Regions from separate parts of the Homo sapiens genome. Here region 2 is linked to region 1. Evidence: read pairs that join two places in POLR2A ChIA-PET (ENCODE). Cell type or tissue: PC-9. All regions are shown on one strand. Each heading gives the region's core, and the rest is flanking DNA. Links, peaks and the distances in the headings are about the cores only. Region 1 overlaps LOC221946 (a long non-coding RNA gene). Region 2 overlaps RNF216 (ring finger protein 216).

The links. ChIA-PET counts read pairs that join two places held together with the same protein. Peaks named below come from ENCODE experiments on the same cell type or tissue, not always from the same donor. Only the 100,000 strongest peaks of a DNase experiment are listed, where the experiment ranks them.
Region 2: POLR2A ChIA-PET joins it to region 1 with 6 read pairs; 9 of 35 experiments call an interaction of 5 or more read pairs at or near these places.

Annotation. Positions count from the first base shown.
Region 1 is chr7:5,521,291-5,526,660 of GRCh38, forward strand. LOC221946 (a long non-coding RNA gene) reads left to right here. Exons shown (of 4, transcript NR_126168.1): 2 at 195-339; 3 at 424-556; 4 at 3,053-4,255. Among named protein-coding and RNA genes, the nearest start is that of ACTB, 6.6 kb to the right of the region's middle. RefSeq lists enhancers at 1,720-2,159, 2,230-2,399, 2,590-2,689, 2,800-2,849, 3,660-3,719 and 2 more. In PC-9, for the core only: a CTCF peak has its summit at 3,349; DNase peaks (open chromatin) are centred at 1,991, 2,271, 3,061, 4,308 and 5 weaker places; H3K27ac peaks cover 1,007 bases.
Region 2 is chr7:5,627,714-5,633,083 of GRCh38, forward strand. All of the region lies in intron 15 of RNF216 (ring finger protein 216), which reads right to left. Among named protein-coding and RNA genes, the nearest start is that of FSCN1, 38 kb to the left of the region's middle. RefSeq lists enhancers at 1-156, 4,574-5,370. In PC-9, for the core only: no CTCF peak of the experiment used is centred there; a DNase peak (open chromatin) is centred at 2,378; H3K27ac peaks cover 831 bases.

The DNA.
Region 1 (5,370 bases), core at 282-5,281:
CCCAAAGTGCTGGGATTACAGGTGTGAGCCACTGGGCCAGGCTTGAACTGCATATCTGGCCTTCTCACTCCTGGGGATCCTCCCACTCATACCTAATGGCCTCAGGGCCGTTGCATGAGCTACTCACCTTGGTGAGTGGCCCTCACCCCAACTATGGCTAATTTCTCTTCATCTTCCTCACATCCCTTCTGCAGAACCCCTACCCTTCCCTAGACCATGTCACGATTCCGTCGCATCCTCTGCCATTGTCCCTCGGAATATTCCTAGATGGCATTTATCACTGTGGATAGTTACCACTACTCAGCGTTTTGGCTAAGATCAAGTGTTCCATCATCGTGGGTAATTAAATATGCATTTTTAATTAATTAAATATTTAAGTAATTAGTCATATTTGATTAATTAAATATCTGCATTTAATTACAGGTGGCTCATACGTGTAATCCCAGTACTTTGGAAGGTGGAGGCAAGAGGACTGCTTGAGGCCAGGAGTTTCAGATCAGCCCAAGCAATATAGCAAGACCTCCATCTCTACAAAAGATTTTTAAAAATTAGCCAGGTGAGGCCGGGTGCGGCGGCTCACGCCTGTAATCCCAGCACTTTGGGAGGCTGAGGTGGGCGGATCATTTGAGGTCAGGAGTTCGAGACCAGCCTGGCCAACATGGTGAAACTCCATCTCTAGGCTGGGCCTGGTGGCTCACGCCTGTAATCCCAACACTTTGGGAGGCCGAGGCGGGCGGATCACGAGGACAGGAGATCGAGACCATCCTGGCTAACACGGTGAAACCCCGTCTCTACTAAAAATACAAAAAATTAGCCGAGCGTGGTGGCAGGTGCCTGTACTCCCAGCTACTTGGGAGGCTGAGGCAGGAGAATGGTGTGAACCCGGGAGGCGGAGGCTGCAGTGAGCCGAGATTGCCCCACTGCACTCCAGCCTGGGCGACAGAGCAAGACTCTGTCTCAAAAAAAAAAAAAAAAGGAAAGTCTTGGCCAGGCGCAGTGGCTCATGCTGGTAATCCCAGCCCTCTAGGAGACCAACAGATAGAAGGATCACTTGAGGCCAGGAGTTCGAGGCTGCAGTGAGCGACGATTACACCACTGCACTAAGCCTGGGCAACAGAACAAGATCACATCTCTAAAAATAAAAATAAAATAGCCAGGCGTAGTGGCTCACACCTGTAATCCCAGAACTTCAGGAGGCCGAGGGAGGTGGATCACCTGAGGTTAGTAGTTCGAGACCAGCCTGGCCAGCATAGTGAAACCCCATCTCTACTAAAAATACAAAAGAAATTAGCCTGGTGTGATGGCGTGTGCCTGAAATCCCAGCTACTCAAGAGGCTGAGACAGGAGAATCGCTTGAACCCAAGAGGCAGAGGTTGCAGTGAGCCGAGAACACGCCATTGCACTCTAGCCTGGGTGACAAGAGTGAAACTCCATCTAAAAAAATAAATAAATAAAATAAAAGGGCCTCATGCCTGTAATCCCAGCACTTCGGGAGGCCAAGGTGGGCGGATCACCTGAGGTCAGGAGTTTGAGACCAGCCTGTACAATATAACGAAACCCTGTGTCTACTAAAAACACAAAAATTAGCCAGGCATGGTGGCACGCGCCTGTAGTCCCAGCTACAAGGGAGGATGAGACAAGAGAATTGCTTAAACCCAAGAGGTAGAGGTTGCAGTGAGCCGAGATCGCACCACTGCACTCCAGCCTGGGTGACAGAGTGAGACTCTGTCTCAAAAAAATAACAAGAATAAAATAAAATGAAAGTACTGATGGAGTGCACCCGCTACAGTCACCTTCCAGTTGTTACTGATATGCCCAATTCTCAAATGGGGATATGGGCAGTGATGTGACTTCCCAAAGCCACATAGACAACGTGTCTGACAATCAACCAATGCTCCATTCTGTCTTGGAGGTTGTATCTCCTCTTTGGGCCTGTGTCCCCAGTCAATCCATGCCTCTGAGACACACCACCTCCCCAGGGGACTCCTCTGGCCTCCGGAGCCAGCTCAAGCATTCTTCCTCCAGGAAGCCCTCTGGGGAAGCCTACTCAAGAGTGACGGCCCAATTAGCCAGGCATGGTGGTCCACACCTGTAGTCCCAGCTACGTGGGAGGTCGAGGCGGGAGGATTGTGTGAGTCCAGGAGTTGGAGGTTACAGTAAACTATGATCACAGTGCTGCACTCCAGCCTGGGTGACAGAGTGAGACTCTGATTGTAAAAAATGAAATAGGCTGGACGTGATGGCTCACGCCTGCAAACCCAGCACTTTGGGGAGCCAAGACGAGTGGATGGCTTGAGGCCAGGAGTTCAAGACCAGCCTGGGCAATATAGCAAGACCCCATCTCTACAAAAAATAAAACAACAGAAAAAGAGTGACAGCTCCTCTCTCCCTACCCCCATGTCTGCCCATGTTCAGTGATCCTTTGCTTTTTTTTTTTTTGAAATGGAGTCTCACTGTGTTGCCCAGGCTAGAGTGCAGTGGTGCGATCTCAGCTCACTGCAACCTCCACCTCCCAAGTTCAAGCGATTCTCCCGCCTCAGCCTCCTGAGTAGCTGGGATTACAGGTGTGCACCACTATGCCCAGATAATTTTTTGTATTTTCAGTAGAGATGGGGTTTCACCACGATGGCCAGGCTGGTCTCGAACTCCTGACCTCATGTGATCCGACTGCCTCGGTCTCCCAAAGTGCTGGGATGAACTCTTGACCTCACGTGATCCGACTGCCTCAGTCTCCCAAAGTGCTAGGATGACGGGCATGAGACACTGCACCTGGCTCCTTTGTTTTTTGGGGGGAGGGGACAGAGTCTCACTCTGTCTCCCAGGCTGGAGTGCAGTGACACAATCTTGGCTCAATGCAACCTCTGCCTCCTAGATTCAAGTGATTCTTCTGCCTCAGCCTCCCGAGTAGCTAGGATTACAGGTGCACGCCACCCTGCCCGGCTAACTTTTGTGTTTTTAGTAGAGATGAGGTCTCACCATGTTGGTCAGGCTGGTCTCCCTTTGCTTTTTAAAATCTGTGTTTCTGGCCCTCTTCCTCTTTCTCTTGGAGTAGGTGGTGGCAGCAGACGCTTGTGCAGCTATACGCAAGATTAAGGCTGGGACTTCCTTGGCAAGAAGCAGGAGCTGCTGAAGTTGCTGGTCAACCTATGGGTGAAGCTGTCCCAGCTGTGCATCACCAATGTCAGCAGTCCCGTCTTTTTGACACCAGGGACCAGTTTCGTGGAAGATAATTTTCCCATGAATGGGGGCAGGGGGATGGTTTTGGGATGATTCAAGCACATTACGCTTATTGCGTACACCATCTCTATTATTACATTCTAATATATGATAAAATAATTCTACAACTCATCATGATATAGGATCAATGAGAGCCCTGAGCTTCTTTCCCTGCAACTAGATAGTCGCATCTGGGGCTGATGGGAGACAGTGACAGATCATCAGGCATTAGATGCTCATAAGGAGTGCACAACCGCCGGGCGTGGTGGCTCACGCCTGTAATCCCAGCATTTTGGGAGGCCAAGGCGGGTGGATCACCTGAGGTCAGGAGTTTAAGACCAGCCTGGCCAACATGGCAAAACCCTGTATCTGTGAAAAATACAAAAACTAACCAGGCGTGGTGACACATGCCTGTAATCCCAGCAACTCAGGAGACTGAGACAGGAGAATCGCTTGAACCCAGGAGGCAAAAGTTGCAGTGAGCCAAGATCACACCACACCACTGCACTCCAGCCTGGGTGACAGAACAAGACTCCATCTCAAAAAAAAGAAAAAAATTGAGACAGGATCTCACTATGCTGCCTAGGCTGCATTTGGGCTCAAATGACCCACCTGCCTCAGCCTCCCAAAGTGCTGCGATTACAGGCGCGAGCCACCACGCCTGCCTGGCCTATTTTAATTTTTAAGAGTCACGGTCTTGTTCTGTCACCCAGGCTGGAGTGCAGTGGTGCAATCATAGCTCACTGCAGCCTTGAGCTCCTGGGCTCAAGTGATCCTCCCACCTCAGCTTCCCAAAATGCTGGGATTACAAGCATGCGTCACCACAGCAGGCCCAATTAGATAAGGTTTGAAGTATGTCTACACCTGCAAGACCACCACCACAATCGACATAATGAACATCACCCGATGCTCGTGTTCATCAAAGTCTCTGCTCTCTCTTCCTATGATCACAGCATGTCACTGTACACTCATTTGTTTGCCTTCGTGCTTGTGATGTCTTCCCCATTAAACTGGGTGCCTGGTGAGGACACGGAACACATCTGGTTGGTTCTCCTCTATACCCGCACTATCTGGCACAAATAGTGATTGGATGGATGGATGGATGGATGAATGAATGGATGAATGAGCAAATGAATGAATGAATGAGCAAATGAATTAAGTCCTCAATGAATGAATGAATGAATGAATGAATGGGCAAATGAATTAAATCCTCACTTCCAGACTGACAGCTCCTCCAGGGCAGGGTCCTTGTCCAGGTCATCTCAGTAGCCTCCCCCACCGTAGAGTGGTCACTCAATGAATGGGGGTTGAATGATTAAGTGGCCCAAGGTGGCCCAGGGCTCACCACTGCAGAAATCAGACCAAAAGAGCTAGAACCACCCCAGAGAGCCCTTCAGGGGACCTCCAAGATAACACAGGAGGAAGGGTACCACCTTCCTCTCTGCCAGTAGGCCACTGTGCACAGTTGAGAGTCCAGGCCTCCTGGGGGGACCGGATCATTTCCAGAACAACTGCTATGCACCAGGTGGTGTTTGGGGTAAACGGCATCCCTGCAAGGGATCCTCACCCCCTTTTCTTCCTTCATTCTCTGCTGGTGTCAATCACAGCTTCTAGCAGAGGGAAGGCAGGCCAGGCTTGGTTTCTTCTTGCGAGAGTATTTAACTCAGGGCCCTGTAGAACAATGAGAATCTGACCTGCAACTAGCTGGGCGTGCTGGGGCATGCCTGTGTAGTTTCAGCTACTTGGGAGGCTGAGGCAGGAGAATTGCTTGAGCCCAAAGTTGAGGCTGCAGTGAGCCATGGTTGTGCCATTACACTCCAGCCTGGGCAACACAAGACCCCGTCTCAGAAATAAAAAGAGAACCTGGCCTGCAGTGCCAGGCAGGCCCTGAGGTCCAGGAGCCTGGGTATCTCCCTCTGCAGCATGGGTCACGAACAAACTGGGCCCTCAGAGGCCACGGGATGGCGCCCAGTCTCCAGTCACAAGGCAGAATCCAGACCTCAGCCCATAGCTAACCAGAGCTGTCTGCAGGCCAGATATGGCCCCATGGACCCCCTACCCCAACTTGACTTTGATTCCAGGTCCCCCTCTGTCTGGATGAACAGGTAGGAATTGCGGCCTCTCCTAAGCCTATGGGAGCCTGGGCCAGGCTGA
Region 2 (5,370 bases), core at 84-5,083, 110 kb after region 1:
TCCAGCCTGGCGACAGAGGGAGACTCTGTCTAAAAAAAAAAAAAAGACTAGCCACTAACCCCCTTTTTTCCCTCAGACTCTCCCCTGATAAAACACGAGGGACAAGAGAGGCTCTCTTTTGGGGAGAAGAGCTCTGGCCCCCTGTGGCACTGCTGAGGCTGAGAGCATGCAGGCCACTGCCTGATTTTTATCACTAAGCTTCCGTGATAAATCCCAGTGCTCCTGAATAAATCCTATTTCAGAACTCCCTCAGAAGGGTCTGAGGCACCTGCATAGGAGCGCGAGCCCAGGTTTCTGATACAGATCGGCGGGGTCTGGAGGACACTGCAGATAGAACCTTCCCAGCCTGCCATTCAGAGTTCTTCCTGGAGAGGAAGAGGGAGCCTCAGAGTCCCAAGGGAATAAAAGTGTCGCATCCTCACCCTCCGAAGACAGCCACCCCAGAGCCTTTCTTCCAATCCCTCCCTCTGCTCTGATCACTCTCCTGATTGGCAAGTGGAATCAAGACCATTTGCCCTTGAGTCCTGTCTTGGGAGTCACGCCCTTAGGAGTCTAAAGACAGTCTGGTTTGTATTTCACCCAAAATGACGGCACTCAGCTACAATGACCTACAATTTTATCATAAATCATGAGCCAACTGTCAGTTATACCTAGATATAGGGTTAGGTGTTTCAGATTTCAACTGTCTCCAACTGGCTAGAGTCACAGGACACTGTGCTTAATAACTTTAATACAACTTAAAAGTTTTTTTTCTTTTTTAAAATAAAAAAATTACGCTTTTAGCTAATATGTTAGACTCTAAAGGGAAGATTTCTTTCCTTTTCTTTGAGACAGTGTCTTGCTCTGCTGTCCAGGCTGGGGTGCAGTGGCACCATCATAGATCACTGCAGCCTCCACCTCCTGGGCTCAAGAGATCTTCCTGCCCTAGCCTCTTGGTAGCTCAGACTACAGGCGCCCACCACCATATCTGACTTTTTTTTTTTTTTTTGTAGAAATGGGGTTTCACCATGTTGCTCAGGCTAGTCTTGAACTCCTGGGCTCAAGCGATGCACCCAACCTTGGTCTCCCCAAAATGTTGGGATTACAGGCATGAGCCATCACACCCAGCTGGAAGATTTCTTTCTTAATTTGGGGAGGAAGTTCCTTCCACAATCAGTTTCTCTGAAGCATTTGAAATTCCTCAAGTCAAGAGTGAAGACAGGCCAGGTGCAGTTGGCTCATGCCTGTAATCCCAGCACTTTGGGAGTTCGAGGTGGGTGGATGACTTGAGGCCAGGAGTTAAGAGACCAGTGTGGCTAACACGGTGAAACCCCATCTCTACTAAAAATACAAAAAATTAGCCAGGTGTGGTGGCGTGTGCCTGTAATCCCAGCTACTCTGGAAGCTGAGGCAGAATTGCTTGAAGCTGCAGGTGGAGATTGCAATGAGCAGAGATGGCGCCACTGCACTCCAGCTTGGGTGACAGAGCAAGACTCTGTCTCAAAAAAAAAAAAAAAAAAGTGAAGACAATTCCAGTGCTTTGGGAGGCTGAGGCAGCAGGATCGCTTGAGGCCAGGATTTTCAGACCAGCAAGGGCAACACAGTGAGAACCCAGCTCTACAAAATTTTAAAAATTAGCCAGGTGTGGCTACTGGGGGGCTATTTGTGGGGCTGAGGTGGGAGGATCACTAGAGCCCAAGGAGGTTGAGGCTGCAGTGAGCTATGATTGTGCCATTGTACTGGCACAACAGGGGAAGATCCTGTCTCAGAAAAAAAAAAGTGAAGATAACTGAATTGTAAACTTAAAAATGGCAAATTTTATCTTATGCTTCACCACAATTAAAAAGAGGGAGGGGCCAGAAGCGGCGTCTTGCGCCTGTAATCCCAGCACTTTGGGAGGCCGAGGCGGGCGGATCACGACGTCAGGAGTTTGAGACAGGCCTGGCCAATATGGTGAAACCTCATCTCTACTAAAAATACAAAAATTAGCTAGGTGCAGTGGCAGGCGTCTGTAATCTCAACTACTCGGGAGGCTGAGGCAGGAGAATCACTTGAATCTGGGAGGCAGAGGCTGCAGTTAGCCGAGATGGTGCCACTGCACTCCAGCCTGGGCAACAGAGCAAGACTCTGTCTCAAAAAAAAAAAAAAAAAAAAAAAGAGGGAGGGAGGGTTTAGGATTGATTTTGAGGTTAAACATGAGGCCTAGTCCCTCATAAGATACTTCTTGGACTTGGGATAAGTGACAGATGGGGTATTGAGTCCATTCTGGAGTCAAGTCCCTCAGGAAACATTCCAGGCATATGAGCATCACCATCCTGTGAAGAGGACACTTGGAAAAAGGCCACGCTACAAATCTAGGACACACCTAGGCTGCTGGGAGAGGGGAAAAATAGAAGGAAAGAGGATGAGGAGGAGCCAGGGGCTGAGCTGGATCACAGCACAACTGTCCTGCTGTCTCGGGGCTGAGTCACAAACAGGAAACCCTGGTGGTAGAGCTGCCTGGATGGCAGGGTGAACTCATTTTAAAGCAGTGCTGGCTTCTTCAAGAGAGGCTGCTGGCGTCACGGGAAGAACTACAACTCTGGGGCTCCAGACCTGGCTTGAGTGCATATGCAGCTCTACCCCCACTACCTAACCTGGAACCCACTCCTTTCCAAAACAGGTTAGGGTGAGAAGCCAATCATCTCGTACCTTTTTTTTTCCCTCTAGACAGGGTCTTGCTCAGCCCAGGGTGGAGTAAAATGGCGTGATTATAGCTCACTGCAGCCTTGAACTCCTGGGCTCAAGTGATCTTCTCACCTTAGGCTCCCCGAGTAGGTGGGACTACAGGTGTGTATCACCATGCCCAGCTAATTTTTAATTTTTCTTATAGAGATGGTGGTGGAGGGGGAGTTCTCACTGTGTTGTCCAGGCAGGTCTCAAACTCCTGGCCTCAAGCCATCCTCCCACCTCCGCCTCCCAAAGTGCAGGGATTACAGGTGTGAGCCACTGCACCTGGTCTGATCACTCTTATAAAGCGCCAAGCACAGTGACAACAACAGTAGTTAACATGCACTGAGAGATTACTATGCACCAGCCCCTGTCTACACACCTCACATGGACCTCAGTTTCACCACAGCTCCCTGAGTCAGGCACTATGAACTGATTGCCACGCTGCAGATGAGGAAACCCTGGCACAGCGAGGTTGTGACCCAGGCAATCTCGTCTCAAAGCCTGAGCTGTTAACCACATAACCCCTCAGGTTTCTGAATCGGAACTTCTGGCAAACCTGACTGGGGGCCTGAGAACACTGCTGTCGGGCTGGGAGCGTGTGTCAGAGGCAACTGTTCTAAGGTGTGCTTTATTCTATAAAGAGTGCAGAAACACAAGAGGGTTCCTTCTGAGAAGAGCAGAATTCTGAAACCTCCTTTCTCCCCTTACAAGACGTAACAGGACAAAACAAAACAAAACACTTCTACTCAAGGAAACAAACAGCCAAAACGCAGAGCAAGGGGCTGTGTTTTGGAAATTTTTAGGGAACAATCCTCCTTTTCTCAGGCTCAGCTTACCCAGAAGTGCATGTGCCATCCCCTGAAACAGCCCACTTGTCGGCCTCTGGTCCCTGGCACTTGTCCTTTGGGATGAAAGCCAGTAGATTCCTCTTGCCCAGAGTGGGAGTGGGGAGCTTGGGAAAGCTCATAACCCTCATCTCTTGAGCCAGAAATCTAAGCTGCACATGGGGGCCCAGCACTGAGGTGAGAGGCTGTAGTGCCTCCCTGGGTCACTGGTCTCCAGTGGCCTCTGACCAGGTGCTGTTCTCAGCTCACTGGTTTTGGTCCATCTCAAAGGCAGAAGCGAATGCTTCAAGATTTCCTTGCCTGACATGTTTTCTCCTGACACTACCAAGTTACTTGAATCCCATGGGGGTCCCATGACATTTTCTCTTTCTGGCCTCTTCTCGTCACAAAAAACTCAGGGATTTGGTTCTCATCAACATAAAAAAAAAAATGCCATTATTTCTTTTCCTTATACATATTGATTAAAACAATCTTGGGAAACATTGAACAAAACAACACAGCTAAAATCAGCCGTAATTCCTCACCAGAGATCAATCCTGGGAACATTCTGATATCTTTTCCATTGGCTGCTTTTATATCCACACTTCACTGTCAAGCCCACTCAGATTCCATTGTAGAAGGTCACGCTCTGCCCCCACGAGGTCCTGCTGCCTTGTACGGATTGCTTAGCTCACACCCCCTTCTCCACGCCACGGGAGGCTGGCAAGGATTTCATAAGAGGACCCTGAGGCTCAGAAGATGCAGAGAGTGGCTGGACCACCAAGGTGGGCAGTGTGCTGAGGCCAGGGCAGGAGGTCTGGACTTGTAGGTTCCAAGGATGGCCGGCAGTTCTCAACTCTGCATGGCTCAGGCTGGGTTGCTGGGCTCACCCTGGACAGCGGTCTATAGAGGTTCACCTGAACCTATTTGAGATCTGAGTTCCTGTTCATGCCATTTGCCCTGGCCAGTGGGGGCAGGAGGGGCTGCTGGCTGCATCTTTACTCGCTGCCACAGATCCATGACAGACCATGGTGCATCCCCTCGAGGGCTGCAGTCTCTGTGCCTCATCCTTGGTTTCTGGCACAGGCCTTAAGAAGGACCCAGCTGGCCTGAATGAGTTCTGTCTCTGCTCTCCTTCTGGCCCCTCCTAATCCCAGTGAAAACTTTCAAATGAATTCTCAGCACAGCTCCTTTCTGATGAGCAAGGCCAGGCTGAGGTGAGAGGGAGTGGATGCTGATCAGCGACCAAGGTGTCCCTGGATCAGCAAGGGCTCAAAAGAACAAGCGTAATGATGTGTCAGGCCAGGGTAGAAGTTAGCCCTCCAATCACCTGATGTCAGGGGTTCGAGACCAGCCTGGCCAACATGGCGAAACCCCATCTCTACTAAAAATACAAAAATTAGCCAGGCGTGGTGGTGGGTGCCTGTAATTCCAGCTACTTGGGAGGCTGAGGCAGCAGAATCGCTTGAACCCGGGAGGCACAGGTTGCAGTGAGCCAAGATCACGCGACTGCATTCCAGCCTGGGCGACAAGAGCAAAACTCCATCTCCAAAAAACAAAACGAAGCCCTCCAGTGCCCCATCGCTACTCCAGAAGGTGTACCTATGGATCACAGTGGGATCCAATGAGTACCATGACGAAGCACACGAATGGCACCACAGTGGGCAGTGCACCCCAAATGCAGTGTCAAGGACAAAGGGTCAAAGCAGAGAGTGAAACGGGAGTCTCACCCACCCAGCGGAACTGGAAGAGCACTTTCTGTTTTTTTTGAGACAGAGTCGTGCTCTATCGCCCAGGCTGGAGTGCAGTGGTGCGATCTCTGCTCACTGCAACCTCCGCCTCCCGGGTTCAAGTG